Regions from separate parts of the Homo sapiens genome. Here region 2 is linked to region 1. Evidence: chromatin contacts called from ENCODE Hi-C data. All regions are on one chromosome and are shown on one strand. Each heading gives the region's core, a stretch centred on a gene start or an enhancer-like site at or near the end of the contact. The rest is flanking DNA. Distances are from core to core; before and after follow the strand shown.

Region 1 (7,104 bases), core at 3,410-5,909:
TGCCCTCACACCCAGTTACTTTATAACATGACCCCACCTGCTTCTCTTGATAACACTTATCACCACTGGGAAATATCTTGGTTTGCTTTTTCACTCCTCTGTCACTTGTTTCTCACTGTTAGACAGTAGCCTCTAGCAGGACAGAGACTTCTTCTGTCTTGATTGTTGAAAGATTTTCAGCAGCTAAAGCAGAACTTGGCACAAAGCAGATGGAAAATAAATATTTATTTCATGAATTATCTTTCAGAAACATCTAGATTGCTATTTTATAACATAATGTTGATCCCTTGAGTACCTTGAGGAACCAAAAGGCTTTTCTGAAACAAAATTCTTGAGAACAAAGAGGATGAAGTAATTGGCTTTGCTTGATGGTAAGGAAAATACTTCCTGCTTTGGCACAACTCAACTCAACATATCACCTTAAAAAACAGCACTAAGAACACGTTTCCCTTTTTAAAGAGGCCCATTCCTTCTAACATAGTGCCTGGCTCATAGCTGATATCAGCAAAGCTTAGTTTCCTCCTTTTAACACTTTTTTTTAAAGAGATGGAGTCTCGCTCTGTTATCCAGGCTGGAGTGTAGTGGGAAGTCACTGCAGCCTCAAACTTGGCCTCTCAAAGTGCTGGGATTACAGGCGTGAGCCACTGCACCCAGCCCTCTAACACTTTAGTGTACTTCTTCACTTACTCATTCACTTCCTTTCTGTTACTAGACAAGGGACAAATCAGTTCATATCTGTACTTCAAGTACCCAACACAATGTCTGATTCATAGGCATTCAATAGATTATCAAACATTGAATTAAAATAGTTTTCTTCCAGGTTGAGGGCCTGACACAGAAGCACTTTCCTTTATTTTGGCACACCAGGTAGAAGCTAGTCCTCCTTGTATGTGGGTTCTGGGACTAAGCAGTATGAACTCCTGCACTACATGTGTCCTAATGATTCACTAAAATAAGCAGTATTGATGTATTTATTAAGCCATTCATTGCAAAAACTTGTACTGCTTCAATAATTGTATTTGCTACTTTTTTTCATCTTTCTTTTTCAAGCTGGTAGTAATAGAAACTTTAAAACAAAACAAAAAATAAAGAACTTAGTCACCAAAGTGTGTGACTCAGTAAAGTGGCAAAGAAAGTAAGAAAAGAAAGCAAGGGCTAAGAAAAATGGTTTCAAGGACACATTGAATCATATTGTCAAATGATTCAGTTTAAGAAAAGACTGATGCAAAATAGCAGAAAAAAAGTTGAGAAAGTCAGAAATGAGTTTCTTCCTGAGCAAAAGATGTAGAAAGCCTGAGATGGGATCATTTCTGGGAAGTACAAAACCATAAATAAGAAAGTTCTGATGTCTGAAAGCTGGTAAGACTGTACACTGTGTAGGAAGACCACCTATCAACTATACTTCAATTTTGTCCACACCAGTAAAACTCTATTTCAATTTACCTTCATGGACCACCTTTGGTGATCTAAGCTGTTTATATCCAGGACACCAATACGAATAAGAAGCAGACCTTACACTTGAACAGTTAGACTTTCAACACCGGGCAGTGCAATTTTCAAAGTCAAAAGTCTATGTCACATGACTACAGTCACCTAAGAGTCTCATTATCTTCTCAAATTCCATCTTCATATTAGTAGGTCAGAATTGTGTCCCAGGGTACTCAAAGGCATTCTGCACTTTTCACTGGCTATTAAAACTCAGAATAGTGGATATCATAATATACCAATGGCTTGTTCTTTTCATAGTATGTCTTTAGCAATGAAAAGCAAATGGTATATGGGGACTTCTAGACTCAACCACAAGGGTCATTCTAGGAAAGGAAGCAGAAAGATTTGAATATGTTTTAAACTGCAAATCAGTAAGGTCATGAGTTTTCTTTCTTTTTTTTTTTCTGAGACAAAGGTTAACATTTTATAAGAATCTCAACCTCTTTTAAATCTGTGGCTTTTGAGCCTGAAAAGCAGGCTTTTAAACGGCTCCTGGTGTTCATGTAAGAACATTGTAATTTCAATTTGAAAACTGAGTAATAGTCTTTGTCGAATTAGATTCTTTCTATGTTATAATATTCCTCTCATTTACAAGCTAATGAAGTTAAGATTTGGAAAGGCTGTTGTTCAAGGAAATAGAGCAACTGGAAGGACAAACACCTAACATAAGCACCTTGACTTTTACTATTAGTTTCTGTCTAAACAGCATGCTTTTGGCCGACGCTTCTTAGAAAAAAAAGGCACACAAGTTGGGGGAAATATTAACTTCCTGAATCCCACAGTGAGTGATGCCATTAGAAAATAAGTACTGTAGTGAAACAGTTCTGGTTGTTTATTTCATTTCAGTAAGAATGTGTGTGGAGACCCTGGTCTGTGTTTGATTGTGCTAAGAATGTATGTCCACACCAGACTTGGACACAAATGTTCATAGAAGCATTATTCATAATAGCCCCAAAATGAGAATAACCCAAATAATCTATCAACTGATGAATGGGTAAACAGAATGTGGTATATCCATAAAATGGAATGTCATTATTATTCAGCCATAAAAAGGAATGAAATGTTGATACATGCTGCAATTTAGATCAACCTTGAATATATTGTATTAAGTGAAAGAAGCCAGTCCCAAAAGACCATATAGTCCACGTATAGGAAATGTTCAAAATAGGCAAATCCATAGAGAGAGAAAGGAGATTAGTGGTTGCCATGGGCTGGGGAGATGGGAAAATGAGAAGAGAATGCTAGTGGATATGGGGTTTCTTTTGGGCATGATGAAAATGTTCTGTAATTAAATCGTGGTAATGGTTGCACAACTCTGTGAATATACCAAAAACCACTCAATTCTATACTTTTAAAGGATAAATTTTATGACAGATCAGTTATATCTCAATTAGATGGTTTTTTTAAAAAGCCATTCTATGTGTTAGGATAGAGGTGGTGCACGTGATCACAGGAAGGATACAAAGGAATCATGAAAGCATATATGTAGATACGAGCACTTTATTCTTTAAAAGGAATGAATGGAACATAGCAAAGGAGTAATAAGGAACATGGCAAAACTTATTTTACAGTTGTTATATTTTACCCCCAAAGCAGATGTAATGTGGCTTGCTTATAAACAATAAAACACACAGGTAAAATGACCGGCTGAATTCATCAGCAGCATAACCTTTCGGCCTAAAATATTCTATGGGTAAGCTGCAGACTTCATGTGTGCTACAGAGAGTAAATAACAGCATTCAGGGAAGAAAAATGTGTGTTGGATGAATTAGAAAGCTTTTGAAAAGGAGCTGGCACCTATACAAAACCTGAGATTTCTAAAGAATGAGGAAAGAAAAAGACTTTTGGAGAGGCAGAGGAGCATGGGCAAAGGCCCTGTGCAGGAATGAGGCTGGCCCTGAAGGAGAAATGCGGGCAGCCAGGTGGGATGGAGCCGGTGAGAGCTGGCAGTGCTGGGCCGCTCTTCAGTCCATTTCTCTTCCCTAGACCATGTCTGCAGGCCTCGCAGCAGGCAACCCTCTTCACTGGGCTTTCTTGGATGGTAAACTCAGACCACAGACCTCAGAGTCTTTGCCAGGGGGAGGTCCTGGTGCAGTAGGTGTCTTTATATTGTTGGAGCACCTCGTTTCTATTAATGCTCACATCTTCCCATATGTAGAATGTTTGGTCCTCACCTCTTTAGAGGAGATGAGACATGTTTTGGAGCCTGGAAAATAAGTCACAAAAAAGAAGTGAAATGACTGGCTCAGTAGTTTGTCAATCCAAGAGTAAAACACCTTGAAGTTCTTCTTATAGGATTCTATCACTACTATATACCTAAATACTACAACACTGTGTCTTCATGCTTAACTTGGCTGGAATGACTGCTATCAAGTAATAGACAACTGTTCATTATTTGTATATTTGCCATACAGTTCAACCCCAGCAAAACAAGAAGGGCCTTCCCTTTAAAGCACAAGTCAGGTACTAAAGTAATATTCTCATATATTTAAACAATAAGTAAAATAAAATCACAACAATACTCTTCTGAATGTGGTAAAAGATGTTTTTCAAGAAACTAATGTAATCTAAGGACATTCTCTAATAGAATAAAAGACAATATCGATGTCTGAGAAATTTAGGTTAAAATCACTTTTAAACACATGCTGAGGGTCATTAATCACAAAGTTTTAGTTAATAGTTCTTATTGTGAGGCTTATAACTCCCCAAGCTTAGACTGATTGATTACTTTAAACACCATCATTTTGTCCTCCTTTTTGAACAGGGGGAAGCTACAATACTGTCAGAGGAAGCTTTTCTCAGCCCCAAGATAGGATAAGCAGCCCTTTTTTAGACTTTTACAGTGACCTTTGGCCAATTGAGAGATAGTCCTGATGTGCTTGGAAGGAAGTCTTCTGTAGCCAGTATAGCCAGCAGATTGGTGGCTGTAACGAAACCTCCAAGACCATCCACTGCAGGCTACAAGAAACCAGAAAGTGACAGGGCTGCAAGGGAGGATGTCTGAATCTCATGGACCTGAAACTATAAACACAGGCCTGCATGCATCATTTCAGGACAGTTTTTATTTCCAAATGCCTGATCTCTGGACAATAGATAGGCTCCTTATGAAATCCTACCACCAAAGGAGAAGCTCAGCTGAGTTCCACTGCAGTTTCAGATCCCTTTTATGCTATTGAGCTATACTAATTGTTGACCAGAGTTTTATAAAAGAGAACAGGAAATCTCTTGTGGTCAAGACAATTTGTAGTGGTCTGAAAGCATCTGATTCTCAGAAAAGAAAAAATTCTTTGTAACCATATTAAAACCCTTACCAAATATGATTGTTTACAGTTTTCTTTGTATTCGATCAATTCATTTTTGCTTCAGTGGAGACACATTAAAGAGATCTAAAATGAGAAGAAGTGCCACAGTTTTTAAAGTGGAAACTTGTGGAGTCCTTGCACTTTTTTTTTTTTTTTTTTTTTTTTGAGATGGAGTTTTGCTCTTGCTGCCCGGGCTGGAGTACAGTGGCGCCATCTCGACTCACCGCAACCTCCGCCACCCGGGTTCAAGCGATTCTCCTGCCTCAGCCTCTCGAGTAGCTGGGATTGCAGGCATGTGCCACCATGCCCAGCTAATTTTTATTTTATTTTATTTTATTTTTATTTTTAGTAGAGACGGGGTTTCTTCGTGTTGGTCAGGCTGGTCTCACACTCCCAACCTCAGGTGATCCACCCGCCTCAGCCTCCCAAAGCGCTGGGATTATAGGCATGAGCCACAGCGCCTGGCTGTCCTTGCACTTTTTCAGACAAATGCTCCAGCATTATAATAAAATACAACTAAGATCAATAGCACGTTATGGGCATACATCATACATGTATTCTCTTTCCTATACCTTGTGTAACCTGCACAGGATATTAGATATGCAATAACTGCACATATTGTAAAATAATGTTTTAGATTTATCACATGGTTCCAAGAGCATAATTCAGCCTGTTGTCTTATTTAGTAAAAAGTCAACATCATTTTATAACAAGAGACCACCAGGCATTGTACACGTGATTAAGCAATTTTTGTAACTCGGCCTGAATTAATTCGCAGTCTCATAAATTGGATGTGAACATTACCTTATGTATTTGGGGGCCTATCTAACTATAGGACATTACTAATCTAGTAGCCATGTGATTACTGTTATGGGGAACCCAAGCCTACATTCCAGAAACTTACCAATAAAACAAGCAAACAAACAAAAAACTTCTTAAATTAGCTAAGTGTTCACGTTAGTATTATTATTTATTGAAATGGAGTTTTGCTGTTGTTGCCCAGCAACATTGCTGGAGTGCAATGGCATGATCTTGGTTCATTGCAACCTCCCCCTCCCAGGTTCGAGTGATTCTCCTGCCTCAGCCTCCTGAGTAGCTGGGATTACAGGTGCCCGCCACCATGCCCGGCTATTTTTTGTGTATATACATTATATATATATATATATATATATTTTTTTTTTTTTTTTTTTTTAATAGAGACGGTGTTTTCCCATGTTGGCCAGGCTGGTCTCAAACTCTTGACCTCAATTGGTCTGCCCACCTCAGCCTCCCAAAGGGCTGGGATTACAGGCATGAGCCACCGTGCCCAGCCCACTTTATTTTATTATGTCACAGAGCAGTGATCGTAGTGGGACAGTAAGTTTACTACATAGATGGAACAGGGAGTGGTTGTGTCACATGCAAAATATGATGGAGCCAATTTGGATCTTATTATTTATGTTTTACTTAATTATAAGCTTAATTCTGGGCCATGTTACTCTACTCTCCATCAGACTTAAAGTATTTTTTTAAAAAGTCAAGAAAGCAATGGAGACTCTAGTGGAAAATGGAAAAGAGGAATAGCTTGCATTTTTGTATAAAAATTTTATTAATAATGGCCATAATATAGAATTTTTTTTTAATTAGAAAGAAAAATGTCTAATGTTCCCAGTAGATTATAATATGTAATATTCCCTGGAAACCAAGCAACACCATATATCTGTAAATTATCCATCCGAATAGGAAACAAAGGCATCCCAGATCATTTAAATTCAGCAGTAATCCCCAAAGCTCAATTTAGGCATGGTTCTTAATATTCTACTCCAAAACTTCAATATAGTTTATTTACTATTTATCTTCTAACAGAGTGAATAGCATAAAATAAGCAACTTGAAGAAGGGAACTCTAAAGGAATTAAAAATGTAAAATGTAGGCCAGGCACAGTGGCTCATGCCTGTAATCCCAGCACTTTGAGAAGCCGAGACAGGCAGATCACTTGAGTCCAGGAGCTGGAGACCATCCTGGACAACATGGTGAGACCCTGTCTCTACAAAAAAAAAAAAAAAAAAGTGAAAATTAGCCAGGCATAGTGGTGCGCACCTGTAGTCTCAACTACTGGGGAGGCTGATCACTGGAGCCCCGGAGGTCGAGGCTGCTGTGAGCTGTGATTGTACCACTGCACTGCAACCTGGCCAACAGAATGAGACCCTGTCTCAACAACAACAGCAACAAAAAGTAAAATGTAAATAATAAGATCCAAATTGGCTCTATCTTACTTTGCATGCAAAGCAACGGCTCCCTGTTCCATCCGTGGCACTATGCTTGCTCCCTGCAC
Region 2 (7,104 bases), core at 55-2,554, 1.8 Mb before region 1:
CTATATCTATTGTGTGTGGATAGTATTGATTCTGTATTTGTTTTAGTGCAAGACTAGGTTGACTATTATAAGTGAAAGATCAAATGAAAGTATAGAACCATCATGGACAAGAAAAGAGGAGATGTGAATTTTATTCCCGATTCTGCCACCTCCTGGGAACTGTCATTCCTTGACCTGATTTTCTGGTTCACAAAATTGGAGATAGTAATATTGCCCCAGTCTGTCTTATAATGTTGTTTTGTGGATCAAATGAAATAACATATGAAAGTAAAATTGTAAGCTGTGAATTGCCTCTCATACACAGAGTTTGTCATGGTTTGAGTTATATCCCACCAACGCCCCTTTCACCCTTAGAACATAGGGGTGCTTTTGGTTTTTGTTCCTTCCTTATTAAAAATATTTTTTGAACTCAGCCAGCTTCCTAGATTTCTTGGCTGTAAGAGTATATCAAGATTGAGTGCCTGAAAAGATACAACAGTGTTGAGTCTCTTGTTCAGATATTTATTTTATGAAGTATGAGTATGGTGTACTGTTAAATTCTAGGAAACTGGGTTGCATTTATTAGCTTGGCATAGAAAAAGCAAAGTTCTACATGTGGGCTAAATTATGTTACAAGCTGTAAGTATAAATCAGGATTAATGGCTGAAATATATTTATTAAACTTTAAAAGGAGCTAGGTACATGCATTTTATAGTTCCTGTGGATTTAATTATATATAAAAACTTGAAAATAAAAGTATGACTGGGGAGTGCTGAATGTTTTCTTCTGTAGAATTCTTGACTCTACTCTTGAGTCTCAGCACTCTTTGACAGAGAGATCCAGTGCTGTGTGCTGTGCCAGGCAGAAGGCATGAGCATCTTAAAGAGATGGATTTATATATGTATATAAACATATATATAGATGTTTAAGTATATTATATGTATGTTTAAATATGTATTATATATATTCAAGAGACATATATACAACAATTTACATAATCCATGCTGTAAGGAAAGCAAAATAACGAAACTACTAAAATTCTAACTCCTGGCCTCTGGGTAATTATAAATCAGTAACTAACTGTGGTTCATGGCTCTCTGTAAAACTGTCCTATGAATTTCACCCTTCCTCCAACCTACTCCTTTGTTCCTCTCCTCATTTTCTATTTTGCTTTTCCTTGAGTGGTGGAGCCGAATGCTCTGAAGTAATTTTGGAACACAGTGAGCCTACTGAGCCACCGGACAGCCGGCTGATACCATGTGCTTGGGAACAGGAAAGGGGACCCAGCTATAAACTCCTCAGCAGCCATGCCATGCCCTATCACCGTCATCCTTCCCCAACACCTTCTGACCTTGATAAACACAGTCAGGACCAAGAATGTGCTCATATTTACATATACCACTCCCTCCCATAAAAATAGGGTAACCTTTAAAATCACAAACAACACAGCCCACACTACCAACGTTCTTCCGTCACTGACAGTGACAGGATCTAGCTAGTTCTCATGCTCCAAAAGTTATATATATATACATGAACTTTAAAGAGAGAGGGTCTCACTCTGATGCCCAGGCTGGAGTGCTGTGGCATCATCATAGCTTACCCCAAACTCTTGTGCTCAAGAGATCCTCCCACCTCAGCCTTCCAAAGAGTCCAGTTTATTGAGAAAAATATTCGAGTTAAAAGTATCCCTAAAGATAATAAAGCTCAGAATGTTCTTTCTACAGACAAATAGACTCAGGACCATACAGTGTAAGTAACTTGGTTAAGATGATACAGCTGTTACATGGTAGAGTTAGCAAACAAAAACAAAAATAAAAACCCTGATATTCTATCTCCAGGTTAATGTTTTCTCCCATGCTATACTACATCAGGTTGTACATGTGTAAAATGCTTTGTCTGTTTTGTATCTTTATATACAACATGTTGTACATATATGTTGCATATTCACATATATATGTGTCCAAAGACTGTATGTTATAGATGTCATTGTTCATTCATTTGATCCTCAAATATTTGTAAAGCCATTCACTATTTTGGCTTTACTATTTGCTGGGAATAGGGCTAGGAATAAGACTTCGTTTCCACACTTCTGAGCTTATGTTCTAGAGGGAGAAATAGGCACTAAACAGATCAAGTTAATTCAGATAGTGGTAAGTACTCTTAGGAAAAATTAGGCAGGGTGGAGGAGTTTATGAACAATGTATCATACTAAATTTATCAAAGAAGCTAAGTAGACCACACTCATATTTAGTTTTATTGTTTTTGAAGTTTCTTTTGAAAAATTCTATTGGGCAAGATGCCATTCAGCAATTCACACATGTTTGAGGGGAAAATCATAATTTATTAGAATAATTAAAGGCTTTAAAAGGTAGCTTGTTAAATGAAGTTTTCTCTTTCATATGTGGAGTGTTTGATTATTAGCCCTGCTTGAAAATACTTTCTGAACACTGGTAATCAATTGCCTGTATCTATGACATAGTCAACCCTAGTCATAAAGTTTTCAAAATGCATTCATGACTGCTAGGACTTTATTACTGCTCTTTTTTTTTCAACCTCCTATATCCTTTCTGGGAGAGGAGTAGATTTCCTAGTGCCTCCACTGCTTACCAGACAGGAGAGCAGTGAAACTGGGAGGCTACATTTTGTAAGACTTGAACGGCCATACTTTATATGGCAGTAAGGCGATCAATGGCTGATATGTCTCAACTAAGATGAATGTATACTTGTGATCAGTGAATGGACCGATAAATTCAGAAAAGTTGGAAGACTCCATTCCATTGGCTTATGACTAATTTTTATATGCACCTGTTTTTCTGGAGTCATAAATAGAAAGTTTTCTAGAGATAACGACAAGAGTAGTCCTTCCCTGTTATCTGCCTCATTCCTACTAAAACAATAGCTTTGTTAAACAACTTTGAGGTTATAATGATGGGTTGATAAGTTGTTGCTTTTCAAGTGAAAGTTAAGTTTCTAAGCCTCCCATGAAACGCGTCGGAAACCTAAAACAACATCTGCATGTCTAGATCTTCCATCCATGTCTGGTTGGCTGGAAGGACAGCCTCGAAATGGCTCTGTGGTTCCTTGGGGTGCTGCAGGCCTGCATTGCCTTGGTCTAGTCTTCCATAGATCTAATTGCTTTCTGAAGACACTCCGGGCAGTCTTGCAGCAGCTTCTGTTTCCTTGCCGGTCACTGATTATTTGAACCTGGACTGTCCTGAGTTCAGTGTCCATGTGTACTGCACTGCCAGTGACCATCTTTGGCAGGGCAAGGCTGATGGCCTTAGTTGTCTTCAGTTTCATCATCTGTTCATAACTCTTTTTTGACTCTGCTTAGTGGATTTTCATCTTTGGCATGTATTCCGTGCTTTAAGAATATATGGTCACAGAGTGATTCGGTGATAGTGGGAGTATTGAGTTGGGAGAATCCTATTACTAGTTTCTAGGTTCTGATGGTCTCTTCAGTTGCATAAACAATATTGCAATATATTGAATATAGTTACATAAAACATATTGAACATGAGTTCCTATTTTGCAGACAAGTGTTACAACATTGTTGTTAGAGAATGGGTCACTGAAGGCACCATCTGTCTTGCCTCAGTGAGCTCTGGTTACTTTAAAGAAGGATTCGCTGGGTGCGGTGGCTCACGCCTGTAATCCCAGCACTTTGGGAGGCCGAGGCAGGCAGATCGTGAGGTCAGGAGTTCGAGACCAGCCTGACCAACATGGTGAAACCCTGTTTCTACTAAAAATACAAAAATTAGCCGGGCGTGGTGGGGGGCGCCTATAGTCCCAGCTACTCCGGAGGCTGAGGCAGGAGAATTGCTTGAGCCCAGGAGGTGGGGGTTGCAGCGAGCCGAGATAGCGCCACTACAAGATTTTGGAGAACTTTTGATGGCATTTAGATTGGTTTAGTAACAGCCAGAACCTAGTTTCACATGAATTTTAAGGTCAGCAGGTACAGAGGAGAGTTCAGGGTGGTTTACTAAGCTGCTGTTGGTACAATATTTAGCACACAAACATTCAAATTTTTGATTAGCCCTTTGGCTTTGGTTTGGTTTATTTTAGTCTTATTGATGATTATTTGCTTATTATTTTAATATTTCATTACTTTATAAAATATATTTGTATCAATGCAACAAGTATATGTCCATTCATTTATTCCAAATCTCATTCCTTGTTGAGATTTGCTATGTGCCTAGACACATTTTTGGAAAACAGAGACTATGTGGTGAATCAGACAGATAGTAGGTTTCTGTGTTCGTGGAGTTTTTATTATTCCAAGGGAAGAAACAAATGATAACCAATGAAATAGTGTAAAGGGATAGAGAAGAATGGGTAGGGTGGGCCATTTTTGATAAGGGTAGCCAGAAAGGAGGCAGTGACTGAGCAAACATCTGAGTGAAGTAAGGGAGAGACTTATGGGGCGAGGCTGTGTGCTGGTGAAGAGTGTCCCAGTAGAAGCAGCAGATGCAGAATCCTATGCTGGGAACGATCCTATGTTCCGGTGCATCTGGAGCAGCAGGGATGGGGTAGAAGGTGTGATTGGGGTAGTAAGCTAGGGTCTCACAGGGCTTCATAGGCCATGGGAAGTTGCTTGAATTTCATTCAAAGTATGATGAAAGCCTGGGAATGTCAGTGTGTGTGCCTGGACCACTCACCATGTTACTAAGTTTTATTCTAGAGGGACATGGACTTCTTCTGTGTGACGTGTTACTCCTCATGCCTTTGAGTTTGATAGTGCCAATCAGCTGAGACCTCTTAGATAATGAACTAAAGCCACCTCTACCCTAGATTTTCATACATTCATTACCAGCATCACCGAGGCTTATTTTAGGGGTGGCTCCAAAAGGTTTCTTTTTTAGTCTTGCCACAGCGGCAGGCTGCACTAGCTTCTGAGATACCCATTGGTCAAACCAGGCCCTTTGCGTATTGCCACCAGAGTTCAGTCCTAGTTCCAGGCCTGTCTGGATGCTTGGCCACCCAGGTTATGATCATTAATGCATTCCTTGCAAGACATGTGTGCTCTGGTTTCTTTAAAGCAGGATCTCAATTCTATAAAGAATGGCTAAGGGCCCTTTTGTTGGGGGTGGGGTGTAAGGTGCTCATTTTAAGCCTCCACCAAACATTCCAGCTATCAAGAATTTATCCCAGTTCTTTTGTATTTTGAGTTGGCCTTTTTTTATTTTGGAAACCATGTCACCTGACGTGACCCATTCTCTCATTGGCCCTTATTATGGCTTGCGCTTATTTCAGCACTCTTTTTATCTTAAGTGGTTTTTAGGTTATGTGATCCAAATTTAGCCTTGCTGATAACACTTGGCTGCCATTTGACTGGCACTGTGTAGAAGTCTGTATGTTTTAGGAAGTAGAGTATTAGTTCATTTTAATCCTTTAATCTTCCTGTAGGCTAGATACTATTCTGCTCTAACACCTACATATCAGGCCTTTTTTCTGGTGACATGCAAAACCTGTAGTAGAAACATTTGGCACTAATCAGGTAAATGTGAGTTTGCTTTGACCTTCATTGCCTTTTTTTTTTTTAACTTGATTTTACTAACTTCCTGGAAAATTATGTTGGCTGAGTAAACTTTTAATGATGTTTTTTATTATACCATTTGCTTTTAGGTGTTAATTCTGTGATCATTCTTGTTTTGAGCTGCTCTCGACAGCTGGCTCTATGGTTTCATGAAGGCATGCTAGTGGGTTGATGAAACCGAATCCTACCATATGGAATGGTGGCAAGAGAGTGATCTTCATTATTTGAGTTCCTGCAATTATAAGGTTTTAGTAGGGAAGCAGAAGACACAAAAATATTCACTAATGAACTAAGCACTTCTAAACTCTGCCCTTGCTTATTATCTCTTTATACTTAATACCAGTGATCCTTCATCCAGTTTTATTCAGTGTGGAAATACACCTTTTGTGAAAGATGCAGCATTTCATAAAGTCAATGAAAGTAATGCTGGTGGATTGCTGGGTTTCACAAGCAGTCAATGACCAGTAAAGATCTAGCAGATGAGTCAACTGTTGAAGAAACAAATCAAAGATAATGACTACTTTAGTACTTCTAAAATGCATGGTAAAAATAGTATAGGATTGGCTGGGCGTGGTGGCTCACGCTGTCATCCCAGCACTTTGGGAGGCAAAGGCAAGTGGATCACTTGAGGCCAGGAGTTCAAGACCAGCCTGGACAACATGGCAAAACCCCGTCTCTACTAAAGATACAAAAATTAGCTGAGGTTGGTGGCACACGCCTGTAATCCTAGCTACTCAGGAGGCTAAGGCACAAGAATTGCTTGAACCTTGGAGGCAGAGATTGCAGTGAGCCGAGATCGTGCCACTGCACTCCAGCTTGGGCAACAGAGTGAGACCCTGTCTCAAAAAAAAAAAAAAAAAATATATATATATATATATATATATATATATATATATATATATAAGATTAAGAGAGGGCCTTGGGAAAATTCATAAAACCTTTGAATATTTCTACAGAAATGATTCTTTTTATGGTTGTTCCATGATGACCAAACAAGAAGTCGAAGTTGAAACGTGAAGGAAAAGTAATCCAAAAACATGAACACTTGATCAAACTTTGTTCATTTAAGAATTTTCTAGTAGATTCAATTAAAACATGCTTTGTTAAACATAAGGTAATATAGTTTTTTCATATATTTCAGCTTTATTCCCTAGTGTAAAATTTCAGTTAAATCCATTTACAATAAAAATTAGGTCCATGTTTTCAACAGATTTACTTTTTAAAGTGGCTTCTGTTTGGTTCCTGTTATGTTCAGCTGATGAAGACATCCTGCATAGTTCTTTTACGGAAGTGGCAGAGGAGAAATGTGGGAAAGCCTTTCCTGTTCCTCCCCAATTTTTGCAAAGTAGGAACTGGAGTTTTCTCGTTGCTCCAAAGCTGTGAGGCCAGCTGTTGAGTAGGCAGGTGGAAAAGCTCCATGGATACTTTACTCCTGTGAGCCTAGGAAAGTCCATTAGTGCTCATGGGGTTGTTTTAGAGAACTCACAGAGAGCAATATTAGTCAACTTTGTAGGAAACCCAGATAAGTTGGCGATTCCCCACAGGGCCCCGATAAAAAGTCTTCCTGGCCCTTATGTGGACCAGTCCAG

The links. Hi-C counts contacts between places; a loop is a spot of excess contacts on that map. Pooled maps may share reads with other maps.
Region 2: a loop to region 1 is called in a pooled map, with 4 times the contacts of the local background. The contact joins two enhancer-like sites. A Hi-C loop is called at or near these places in 2 of 37 single-sample maps with no recorded cell type and 2 of 50 pooled maps.

What each region holds. Positions count from the first base shown.
Region 1 is chr2:224,919,971-224,927,074 of GRCh38, reverse strand. The region is part of intron 2 of DOCK10 (dedicator of cytokinesis 10); the gene reads left to right. Among named protein-coding and RNA genes, the nearest start is that of MIR4439, 87 kb to the left of the region's middle. Within about 2 kb of position 4,659, at least 7 of the 41 ENCODE cell types and tissues checked have a DNase peak (open chromatin) inside an H3K27ac peak, as active enhancers do.
Region 2 is chr2:226,765,436-226,772,539 of GRCh38, reverse strand. All of the region lies in intron 1 of IRS1 (insulin receptor substrate 1), which reads left to right. Among named protein-coding and RNA genes, the nearest start is that of IRS1, 31 kb to the left of the region's middle. Within about 2 kb of position 1,304, at least 8 of the 41 ENCODE cell types and tissues checked have a DNase peak (open chromatin) inside an H3K27ac peak, as active enhancers do.